Regions from separate parts of the Homo sapiens genome. Here all the other regions are linked to region 1. A link is a contact called in ENCODE Hi-C data. All regions are on one chromosome and are shown on one strand. The core of a region is the stretch at or near the end of the contact, and the rest is flanking DNA. Distances in the headings are between cores, read along the strand shown.

Evidence for each region. Hi-C counts contacts between places; a loop is a spot of excess contacts on that map. Pooled maps may share reads with other maps.
Region 2: a map of CD8-positive, alpha-beta T cell shows a loop between it and region 1 (7-fold over the local background). The contact joins the promoter of JKAMP here to the promoter of PELI2 in region 1. A Hi-C loop is called at or near these places in 3 of 168 maps with a recorded cell type or tissue (CD8-positive, alpha-beta T cell and naive thymus-derived CD4-positive, alpha-beta T cell) and 6 of 50 pooled maps.
Region 3: a loop to region 1 is called in a map of CD8-positive, alpha-beta T cell, with 13 times the contacts of the local background. The contact joins the promoter of DAAM1 here to the promoter of PELI2 in region 1. A Hi-C loop is called at or near these places in 3 of 168 maps with a recorded cell type or tissue (CD8-positive, alpha-beta T cell and naive thymus-derived CD4-positive, alpha-beta T cell) and 7 of 50 pooled maps.

What each region holds. Positions count from the first base shown.
Region 1 is chr14:56,116,595-56,120,188 of GRCh38, forward strand. PELI2 (pellino E3 ubiquitin protein ligase family member 2) reads left to right here and starts at 1,817. Exons shown (of 6, transcript NM_021255.3): 1 at 1,817-2,143. The coding sequence starts at 2,067. RefSeq lists an enhancer at 1,205-1,444 and silencers at 1,575-1,634, 1,675-1,934, 2,225-2,294.
Region 2 is chr14:59,482,728-59,486,321 of GRCh38, forward strand. It overlaps JKAMP (JNK1/MAPK8 associated membrane protein), which reads left to right and starts at 1,790. Exons shown (of 7, transcript NM_016475.5): 1 at 1,790-1,866. The coding sequence starts at 1,863. It overlaps L3HYPDH (trans-L-3-hydroxyproline dehydratase), which reads right to left and starts at 1,681. Exons shown (of 5, transcript NM_144581.2): 1 at 1,082-1,681. The coding sequence starts at 1,589. RefSeq lists an enhancer at 1,756-2,035.
Region 3 is chr14:59,186,997-59,190,590 of GRCh38, forward strand. It overlaps DAAM1 (dishevelled associated activator of morphogenesis 1), which reads left to right and starts at 1,671. Exons shown (of 25, transcript NM_001270520.2): 1 at 1,671-1,772. RefSeq lists enhancers at 1,174-1,413, 2,194-2,953, 2,664-2,823, 3,254-3,303 and silencers at 1,884-2,023, 2,084-2,303.

The DNA of each region.
Region 1 (3,594 bases), core at 567-3,066:
AAGCACAGCAAGGAGGAAATGCAGCCAGAACAGTATAATGCAATGCAACGCACACAGGCACAGCAGGCCAAGAGAGAAGGAAGGAGGTAATGGTAGCCTAGAGAGCAGAAGCAGCAACAGAGGAGGCCTAGAGAAGCTAGGGTGACAGAGGCAGGCATCATCGTAATCGTGACGGCGCAACTGCAGAATGATTCTGACAGATCTTTGATAGTCATACAATCTATGTGGTAAGTAGATGCACAGAGTACATGAAGACAACATTAATCCAGCAGAAATTTGAAAGAAATTTACATCAACACTGGGGAGGAGACATGATTTATCCCTTTAGTGAAGGAGTGCTGGTTAAAACTGTAACAGATTTTTTATTACATATAAAAAATATAGAGAATACGTAATATATGCAGAATAACTAATATTCATTTGAAATACAGAATTTCTATAGTTAGCTGAAATAAGTTAACTGTTTAATAAAGTTTATTTTTGGCTTACCAGTGGTGTGGCTTTAGTTACTTTGGAATAATTTATTTCTAAAACCTCAATTAAAAAAATCAGTTCCTAACTGAAGTAAAATTATCAGAAACATCATGTCACTACCGTAATAACCTGTCAGAGAATGTTACACAAGGGGTGCAGCACAGCGGAATGGAAGGTTACAGATGCAATTATTATTTTTTCTAGCCCTTTGCTTCGGGTCATAGCCAACCAGTCACTATACACAGGGTAGCTTCTGCAGTATTTATTTCTTTAAATATTTAACAGTGTTGAGAGGCAATGACTCGCAATAATATGTAGAGTTTCTAGCACATTATGAGTGCTTAATAAATGTTAGAACAATAAAATCCTGTATGATGAAAAACAGCAGTCAGTAAAACTATACAGTCTACGATATTTTAAAGCCATAGCAATAACTAGTTTAAAAAGAATAGAAAGCAAACAGTGCATTGATTAAATCACGGTCATAAAGGAACATTTACGTTCACTAAAAAGTCCACCCAGGTAATTTCCCCTTGTATGTATTAGGGGATGGAAAGAAGGCACAGGAAAAGTGGATAAAGTATGGATTAAAAAACAACTCTTCCCCCATCCCCCCGCCACCCCCCAAAAGCCAGGTGGAGCTCTATTGACCACAAGCCGGGGTAGCTACATCCAGTGCAACGGTGGGGTGCTCCAAGCGCCTTCGAAACGTCCTCTACGCCAGCACCAACTGGCAAAACCTTCTAATTTTCTAGACGCCTTTCTGCTTGGTTTTGGAAGGGGAGGCACCCAAGTGGGTGTGTGCGACACCTCTAGTTGTAAGCCGGGACACAGTGACGTCGAGAGAGCGCTATTCTACTCGGAGAGGAAGTTAATCCCATCGAACTCCAGCCAGGAAAACGTGGGCTTGGGAACCGCGGCCGCTCGTTTCCAGGATCTCCCGCGGGCCTTCGCGGCTGAAGAACCAGGCGGCGAGGGCTGAGGACCCCGCGCTCTAAGTTTGGGGAAGGAAGTGAGGAAAAAAAACAGAGCTGCTCCTTTAAGAACTTCCTTTCCCTTTTACTCTATGTTTACATAACACAGGGGCCGAGCCTCCGCCGGGCCGAGGGGGGCGGGGAGTGGGCGCGGACGGCCCCACGCGCCGGGGGAGGGGGCGCCCCGCGGGCCGGGGGCGGGCGCCTGGCTCTGCGTGGGGCGGGGCGGCTCCCACCTGCCCGCGCGCTGGCCCCCGCCTCCCCCGCGCGGCCCCAGCCTCTCGTGCGCCCGCTCCCTCCTCCTTCCCTCCCTCCCGCGGGGCTTCGGCGGCGGCGCTCAGCGCAGGCAGGTCCCCCTGCTGCCGGGTCCCATTTGTTGCCGGCTCTGACTCGGGGCGGCCGCGGCGCGCGGAGCTCCGGGGAGTCAGGCGGAGCAGCCGCGCAGCCACGACGGAGCAGCAGCGGGACTGGCCGCCCCGCGCCCCCTTCGCCGCCGTGCCCTTCCCCGGCGCGCTCACCCCGTTCTCGGGATGGGATTGTAGCGGCGGCGCGGACTCGGCGGGGATCGCGGCGGAGGCGGCGGCGTCGGCGGCGGCGTCGGCGGCCGAGCGGGGCTCCATGTTTTCCCCTGGCCAGGAGGAACACTGCGCCCCCAATAAGGAGCCAGTGAAATACGGGGAGCTGGTGGTGCTCGGGTGAGTCCTGGGGTCCCTGGTCCCGGGCAGCGGCGCGGGCGGGGAGCGCCCGCATCCTGGAGCGGGGCTGGCGGGGTGGCTCGGTGCTCTTTGGGGACCGCCGGGGCGCTCGGGGCGGCAGGAGAGGCTCTCAGGGCCCGGACGGCGGCGCGGGGGCGGGATGCGCCCCATCGGCGCGCGCTCGGGGTGCTGCGGCGGACGCCGGGCTGCGCTGTCCGCGCGGAGGACGCGGCGGAGGAAGTGGCCAGAACTCGGGCGACCCAGCGGGGGCAGCGCCGGGCACCGGGTCCGCGGCCGTATCGTGGGGGCGGGGGCAGGGGCTCCACTTCCCGCGCGCCGCGTCCGGGCCGGGGAGGGCGGGCAGGGACTCCATGTGAGGCGCCGCGGTCGCGGGCGCTTCGCGGGGTCGCTTCCCGAAGCTGAGAGGCCGGCCGGCGCGGAGCCCCGTCTTCCCACCTCCCTCGCGGACCGTGGTACCCGCGCCCCCGAACTCCGAGCGCGGCGCCGTGAGCTTGGGCCGCCGCGGGCTGTGGGATCCCCGGCTGCGCTTTGCAAATTGTTCCGATGACCGCCGCGGGCCGCCGCAGCCCGAGAGCAGTGAACTGTGTGTGACCCGGGCCGGCCGGCCCTCCGCTTCTCCCCGCTTGGAGTGCTCTGGAGGGGAGGGACAGGATGCGGCTGCTCGGGGCCTGGCACCGGGGCGCGGGCCGTATCCCCCCGGTCCCGGCCTCGCTGATGCCCTCCCGGCTGCGGGGAGCTCGCCAGCCTCGCCCGCCTCGGCTCCCTCTCTGCTGGTGAAAGCCGCATCTTGAAGATAGTAATTATGTACAATCGTTAAACGGCAGCAATTAGAGACTTCATCTACTTCCTGAGTTTCCTTGTGACATTTCTATTGTTTACCCTTAATAAGCCAGGAGAGAGGCTTTGCGGGCTTAAAACTGGATATAGTGGGCAGTGAAAGGGGAGGGGGAAGGGGGAAGTGCAGGAAACTGGGGGGAAGGAACAACTTGGGTTTAGTGTTGAAGAAAGGATTATTTTTTCCTTTGGATGTGTCGCTCTGGGAACCCGCGCTTTTGTCCTTCTGCGTTGAAAGACCTGTATTCAGAACATCCTCGGCGCTGATAGGTAGGCTTAGCACACATATGAGGAGTCATGGCTGTGGGAAGACTCAGGGAACTTTGCAAAACGTGTTTTGATAAGTGAGTGCCTTGAAGTAAGTGCTGACTTAAAAATAATTTAAAGAGAGGAGTTTTTGAGGGAAGCTTCCAGACACCGCACAACTCAAAGCTTCCCAGTCTTCCTGACTTTGTTGCTAGTGCATTAAGTGGGGGTGGTATTGGAAATCTCATTACCTATTTTGAAGCTGTTTGCAGATAAGTGTTTTTCTCACCTACATCTTAATTGCACTTCAAAGACAAATATCAGGGTTCACAGGAAGGCGGGAGGAATGA
Region 2 (3,594 bases), core at 540-3,039, 3.4 Mb after region 1:
CAGTTATCATTCATAATCAGGCTAATCTGAAACCTAGTTCTTCAGGGGGAATCAAGGTCCAACTTTCTAACAGATGATTTGCATGGCTTGAAGATTTTTAAGAAAAGGATAACTCTATTCCTGGTAAACTGGCTCCTGGCTCACTTCCAGTCACAATGACTAAAGCATTCTTACTGATAGAATTCAGCTCCTGGGAGGTAGTAGTCTGATGAGAAACCAGATGCCAGCTTGCCAGGTCATCCCTCCTGTAAGGGTTATGGTTATAGAGATGCCCTGCTTTACATGATAAGCTGTACAAGGATCTGTACTAGAGAATCCAGCAAAACCTTTTAATGGCTCAATAGGCCTAGGGAACTTTAGCGATCATATAAACCTTGCAATCTATCTCCAGGAATACAGTATCTTGCATACTCTCATTTAATCCTAACAAAAAAACTCTATGAGGGAAAAGAAGAAACACAGGCACAGAGAGATTAAGTAATTTGCCTAAGGTTGCACAGCTTTAGGGGGTTATCAGGATTTGAAACCAGGCAATGTGTGTTCCTGTTCTTAAAGAAAAGCAACATTCGTATCTTAATGATTTATAAACTGCTTTGTTCATTCATTCTCATTTAATTCTTCAAAGAAGTGGGGGAGGTGAGGAAAGGAGACCAGGTTTAGTAACTTATTAAGTGTGATTCTGTGTCTACCAAGCATATTCTCAGCCAGCCTGGAACCCTGGTACATTGGCTGTTCTTCGCTCTTTCCTTGACCCCACCGTACCTTGCTTTATCCACCGGTGAAATCTCTAGGAATGCCTCACCAGTGCAGAGGGAGGCGCTGAGTCAGGGTAACACGCAATTCCTCGCTCCTCAAGGGTCTCCCAAAACCACAGGCGGATGGGAGTCAGGGAAAATCGAAATTACACGCACCAAATACGCAAGGCTGCTGACACACGTTGGCAGTGATTTACCTTTCTATTAATTGCAAGGTTTCGCGGAGTAGGTTAGTTGCCAGAGTTCCAGCCCAGAAAAACCGTTAATGTAGTTAGTCGCGTCCCGGTTGCAGCTCTGCCCTGGGCTGGAAAGGTCCCGCCCATTACCTGTGGCCAGCACGAAGGCCGGGACGCTGTGGAAGCGCACCGGTCCGTGGCTGCGGCCGTCCTCGCATGCCACGAAGGCGGTCACCAGCCCGCAGGGGCAGTGGATATTGACGCGGGCCTCGCGGGTGCCCGCAGGGGGCGCCGGCACAAGCCCGAAGTCCAAAGCGAAGCGGCCCAGCGCCAGCACTGCGTGGCCGCACATGGAGCTGTAGCCCTCGTTGTGCAGGAACAGGACGCCCAGATGCGCGTCCGGCAGCTCGCTCGGGACTAGGACCGCCCCGTACATGTCCCGGTGCCCTCGGGGCTCGAACATGAGCCGTCGCCGCACGTGGTCAAGGTGCTGGCGCATGTAGCGCCGCTTGGCCAGCAGGGTGGGCCCAGACACCTCCGGACACCCCGCCAGCACGATACGCAAGGGCTCGCCGCCCGTGTGCATGTCCACCACCGACAGCACCGGCGTCCCTGGATCATGCGGGGGCAGCCGGGGCACCGCCAGCGCGCTCTCCATGGTCTGCGTCGGGGGAGACGAGTACGGTCCCGCAGCTATGGCTTCAAGCCCGACCCTCACCCACTGACTCCGCGGGAGGAGGGCGGGACGCTAACCAGCCACGTCCGGGGGGCGGGGTCTCGGAGCCTAAACCCGGAAGCGAGGGAGGAACTTCGGAGCTGTCGCCCGGGTTACCGGGAGGCGGAGCCGCCGAGCTCGCTGTGGCCCGGATGTTCGGTGCAGCTGCCAGATCCGCTGATCTAGTGCTTCTCGAAAAAAACCTTCAGGCGGCCCATGGGTGAGTGGTCGCCAAGATCCCGGGAAGCGTTTCTGGTAGTCCCGACTACTTTCCTACACGGCTGGCCTCGGGCTCGGCTCTTTGTAGGCGGCCTTCGGTTGGCGGCGCAGGCTCGCCCCTTGACCCCGCCCGCCCTCGGGCCGGGCTCCGCACTCCTGCGGGGTTGGGGTGGTCTGTCCGCAACGGGCTACTAGGGGAGGCGCGCTGTCTGCGGCGAAATGCCAGGTCTTTGTTGTTTGGTCCGAAATGTCTCTTCAGTCCCTTAGTTTAATGTCGAGGGAACACTTGCTTGAGGGTTGACTTCGGAATTGAAAACGCGGGTGATAGTGCAGAAAAAACAGTAAAGCAGAAGCAAGTTGCTGCATAATTTGTCTACTGCTTCAACCTCAAACGTAGATTTATAGCGCCCGTCACAAAGGGCAGGACCGCTGCAAAAAAATGGAATCTTAAAACTTTAGCCATCGTTCGCTAAAGGAAATGAAAGGAGAAATTCAACAGTCGCTTGGAGCCTGGGTTTTGCTTAGTAAGTGATAGGCTGTTTATTTCAGTTCAGTTTATCATACTGGTTTTCAGGCCTTGGATTTTGAGAAACTTTAGATTATTGATATTCACGTGTATTTATTAAGCATCTACTAGATGTAAAGCCCATACAGAAGTTTCCAATTCCTTACCTTCTGCATTCTTGAAAAACCTGAAATATTCATTTTCATGTATTAATTTAGAACATTGTGATTACAATTGGTTACAAAAAAAATAAGCGCCCATTAAAGAGGCCAGTGGGTTTAAAAAGCTAAGTCCGAAATTTGTTAAAAGCGAAAATATTAAACTGGAGGAATATTATTCAATGCTGTTTCTCTTTTTCTCTCAGCAGCATAAGGAGAAGGAAGTAAAAAGTCTGCTTGAATGTGAAAGGAGAGAAGGCACTGTAGACCAGGCAGTCTAGATTGTGAATTCGTGAATAATTTGGGAAATGATTGTTCAAGAATAGTCAAAAGATGCATAATTTTTCAAATTAATTCACATGTAGACCGCAGTTTGTTTTGAGACGGAGTCTCCTTCTGTAGCCCAGGCTGGAGTGCAGTGGCGCGATCTCGGCTCACTGCAACCTCTGCCTCCTGGGTTCAAGCGATTCTCCTGCCTCAGCCTCCCCAGTAGCTGGGACTACAGGCGCGCGCCACCACGTCAGGCTAATTTTTGTATTTTTAGTAGAGACGGGGTTTCACCATTTTGGCCAGGCTGGTCTGGAACTCCTGACCTCATGATCTGCCCACCTCGACCTCCCAAAGTGCTGGGATTACAGGCGTGAGCCACCTCACCGAGCCTGTTTGTTTGTTTTAATCAATGAATGAATGAAGGGAATCAGATGTCACTGATGAAGAAAACTTCCATAATTTCTTGTGAATAAGGTCAAAGACAACGTATTAGGTTCTTAGTTGTTGGGGTTTTTTTAAGTAAGGAATAGCTGCTTTTCCCCTAAGCCTTTAGATCAGGGGCTTAATTTTAATGCAGTGGTTTCTAAAATATTGGCCCAGTGACAGCCTTGATGAAATTTTCACTTATCCTCCACAAAAATGATAAAAGCTAGGACAATGTAGGAAACTTTTTATAAAGGTAATTTGCATACCTCTGTTATGAAATTATGTTCTCTCTGCTTTTCCCATGTGAAAATGTGTTCTGTTATGAACATAGGTGATAATGATAATTGTGTGTCTACATGTGGGTGCTTAA
Region 3 (3,594 bases), core at 421-2,920, 3.1 Mb after region 1:
GTTAGAATATCAGTGATTATATCCTTGATCTGATGGCCAGGGGAAAATTTATATTGTCAGAGTTCATTTTAGATAATATTTGAAATGGAAGAAGTAGCTGAGGACAGAAGAGCAACATTCAAAGCTATCTTCTTTCGGGGGAGAAAAGTGGGTCTTGTCTATAAAGAACAGGCTTGTTAAAAGAACATCAGAATTCATCGCTAAACATCTCTCTGAGCAAAACAAAGCATTTCCTCTCCCCTGAGATCCTCAACTAATTTCATAAATATTTTTTCACTTGAACCCAACTTAGTGTTGCAGAATGAAAGGAGAAAATAAATGATAAGAGTTCCACCAACACTTCAGTAGGGAGTTGTCTGAAATCTTAATTGTGAACCTTTTTTTCACAAGATGCACAGTCTTCTAGAGATTTTGCTAGTGGAACGGGTGTGTGAGCTGATCATTATATGGAATTGAGACACATCAAATGCCATTAAAATTTACATTTACAACTCGAGTAACTAAATGCATTGATTCTTTTCATATTAAAAGACACTTGGTATTCACTGAATAATGAAAAATGCCACGGAAAAAATTATGTATTAACAATACAACCTGCCTAAAGGGTCAGAATTCTGCTACACACCTTTTGCTTACCTTTAAATAAATATTTAGGTGTGTTAAGAGCAGGGCAATTCTTGAACGGCACGATGTTGTTTGGTTTAATGTCTTTATAAAAATATTTGAAAAGGTATGGAAAATGAGGTGAGAGTGTTGTGGATTTAAAAACATGTGTATACATAGATACACAATTATTAAAACTTTAGACAAGGACGTTTTCTTCCTGGGAGTGGAGAGCCACCAGCGCGGGAAGTCTGCTGCAGGGATGAACAAAAGCATGGCTGCACGATAGTATTATCTTTGCAGCAGCAGCAGGCGCCCTGACGGAGGGTTGCGGCGACTGTCTAGTCTATCACACCGCACTTCTGGTAGTGACAACCTCCGTTATTCTGTCAGCTCAGCCGACTAAGTGGTTCCCCGCGTTCTGCCTGGTCACCTTGTCTCCGTTAAACGGGAAGCAGAAAAGAGAAAGGTGAATTGAGGGGGTACAAGGAGATTCCTCCGCCTTGGGACCGGCGTCGCCCCATCCTCTGGAAGTGTTGAGCGGGGAGAATTCGAGGACCGTATTTAACCCAGAAAACAGTAAGCCCTCTGAATTAGCTGCTACGCCTGGGGAAGGCAGAAAAGTCTTAATCGTCCCTTCCCAGCAGGGACCAAGAAAGACCAGTTAGAGCGAGCCTGGCCGGACCACGCGAGCCCCGGACCTCTCCGATCCTTCAGAGCCCGCGCCGGGCAAAGTAGAGGTCAAGTCAACACACACGACCGCAGGGCAGCCCTCCCACTCTCCCGTGCGGTCCGCAGCTCGGCTTCGGAACGACCACCGCTAACACTGCAAGGCTGTAAGGCTGGGAGGGGGCGGGTCCTGAAGGGGGCGGGAATAAGAGGCGGGGCAGAAGGGCGGAGGAGTGTGTCGGGAGATGTAGTTCCGCGAGTCCCGACAGCAAAGCTGTCCCGGCTCCGCTAATAGATTGGGACCACTACTCCCAGGAGTCTGCGCGCCCGACCGGAGCGTCCATGCGCAGTGGGAGCCACTTTGTATCCTATCAGGCGAGGAGAGGGTGATGTCACCTGCGAGTTAGTAACCTACGAGCGGCTGTGAAGGAAACTGTTTAACCGGATCCCATTGTACCCAGAGTGCAGAGCCGCCTTTCCAGCATGCAGGGGCTGCTCAGGTAAGGGGGACGCTCCTCCTTGCCCGCCGCACTCATTCATTAAGTGGCACTGCTCAGTGGTGCGGGGGTGGGCGTGCTTCCGTGGGCTGGGCGCTGGGTTCGCGGCGCGCCCTCCTGCTGCCTCCCCGGAGCTCCCGGGCCAGTAGGTAAATATTAAACCCGTCCTTCAGGTTGGGTCTGGGTGGGAACGGGACCGAGACAGCTCTCGGCTGCCTAGCTGGGGGTGGGAAAATGGCTGCAGCGCAACGCAAACCGAGGCAGCAGGGAGGAAGACGCCCCCAAGGACTGGGGTCCCTCCCTTTCTTTCTAAGGCGCCCGGCTGGCCGAGGAGCTGGCGGGGTAACACTCGCCGCCTTGCTGAAGGCTCCCCGGGGCTGGGGCCGCGGGTACTGCAGCGGCGTCCGCGAGCTCCCGGCCCGGCGGCTCCGAGAGGGAGAACCCCGAGGCAGGCTTGGTGGACACGGCGGTGGCGACAGGGAAGGAGGGACTCGTGTACCCGTTCGCGTCCGAGCAGAGCCCCCAGTGCCCCTGGCACCCTCACTTCCAGCCCCATTCGAAAGGGACGGAGCGCCTGTAATTCAGACTAAGTTGGACCTAAATGTTTCAAAACAGAGAGAAGGGAAATCGGGCGTTGCGGAGGGAGAGCAGGGTGTTGGCGGCCGGGGAGGCTGCGCCGCCTGCGGACCCGGTTGTGAGGCACCGCAGAGGGCTTTTGCCGCCCGTCCCTCTCGGGAGGGCGCATCTCAGTCTCCACGGTCCCTTGGTGTAGAGCACCTGGGCTGGGGCGAAGCGCCTGCCCTGAAGCCCTGGGCCAGGAGGTGGTAGCGCGGGGGTGGAGGTGTCGGATAATCTAATGATTAGGCTCGCTGTGGGGCAGGAGGGCTGGATAATCGGGTTTACCCAGCTGGTTCTGAAAGCCAACTGCTTGTGATCGGCTTGCCCTCTGAGTGGAGACGTGCAGGAGGCCCAGAGCTCTCAGTCCTCTGGATGTTCTTTGCCTTTCCTAGTACCTTCATTTGTTCGTTTACTCATTCATCAAACCCTGCTAAGGTCTCAAGTTGTTCACGGCCTGGCTTTGCGGAGCTACCTCTCGCCCCATAACATATTTAGTGATGCCTGAACTCCATTCCCCTCTCCTTCATCTCCACTTTCTGGAGAGCATCAAGAGCAAATGCCACCGTGACCGTTTTGCTGGTAGTTTCTTGAGATTCGAGCAGGACCCAGTGAATCGAAGCGGAGTTGCCTGCAAGATGAATCCCGTTGCCATGGCGACTCCTGCCTTCGGAATCTTAGCCGCTGCCACTGCTGTTTCGATTCGATGTGGCTCTGCGGGCAGCTGGGAGGGAGTGGCTAGTGGGTGTGGTCAAACGCTCGCCCTGGCCCAGCTGCTCTCTCCTCCTCGCCCCTTTCACAGCCCCGGGACTCTCCCCTTTCTCTCCTAAATAGCTTGGACACAGTTCTAAACCCCTTTCCCTTCCCCGTGCCACACCTCATCACGCCACCTCTCTCCCTGAAACTAATTGTTTGGCGCCTTTTTCCTGAGGCAAACTCTGAAAATTATAATTTGAAAAATCTCTTCCCCCTTTCGGGCTAGCCGCATCATTTCCCCAATAAGGTAGTTTATGGTGTTGGAGGCAGCTTTGTCATGAAAGGCGCCCTCCCCTGTTGTGCATAAAGAGAGCTCTCTGGTCACCAGCAAAGGCCCTCAATTTGCTCTAGGTGCAGCTGATTGGAAGTGATTAGGGACAATTAATAACGGCTGGAAGACACTGCAGTCCCTTGTGGTTCTCATAAAATCTAAAGCCAGGCTAGAGGGCGCAGG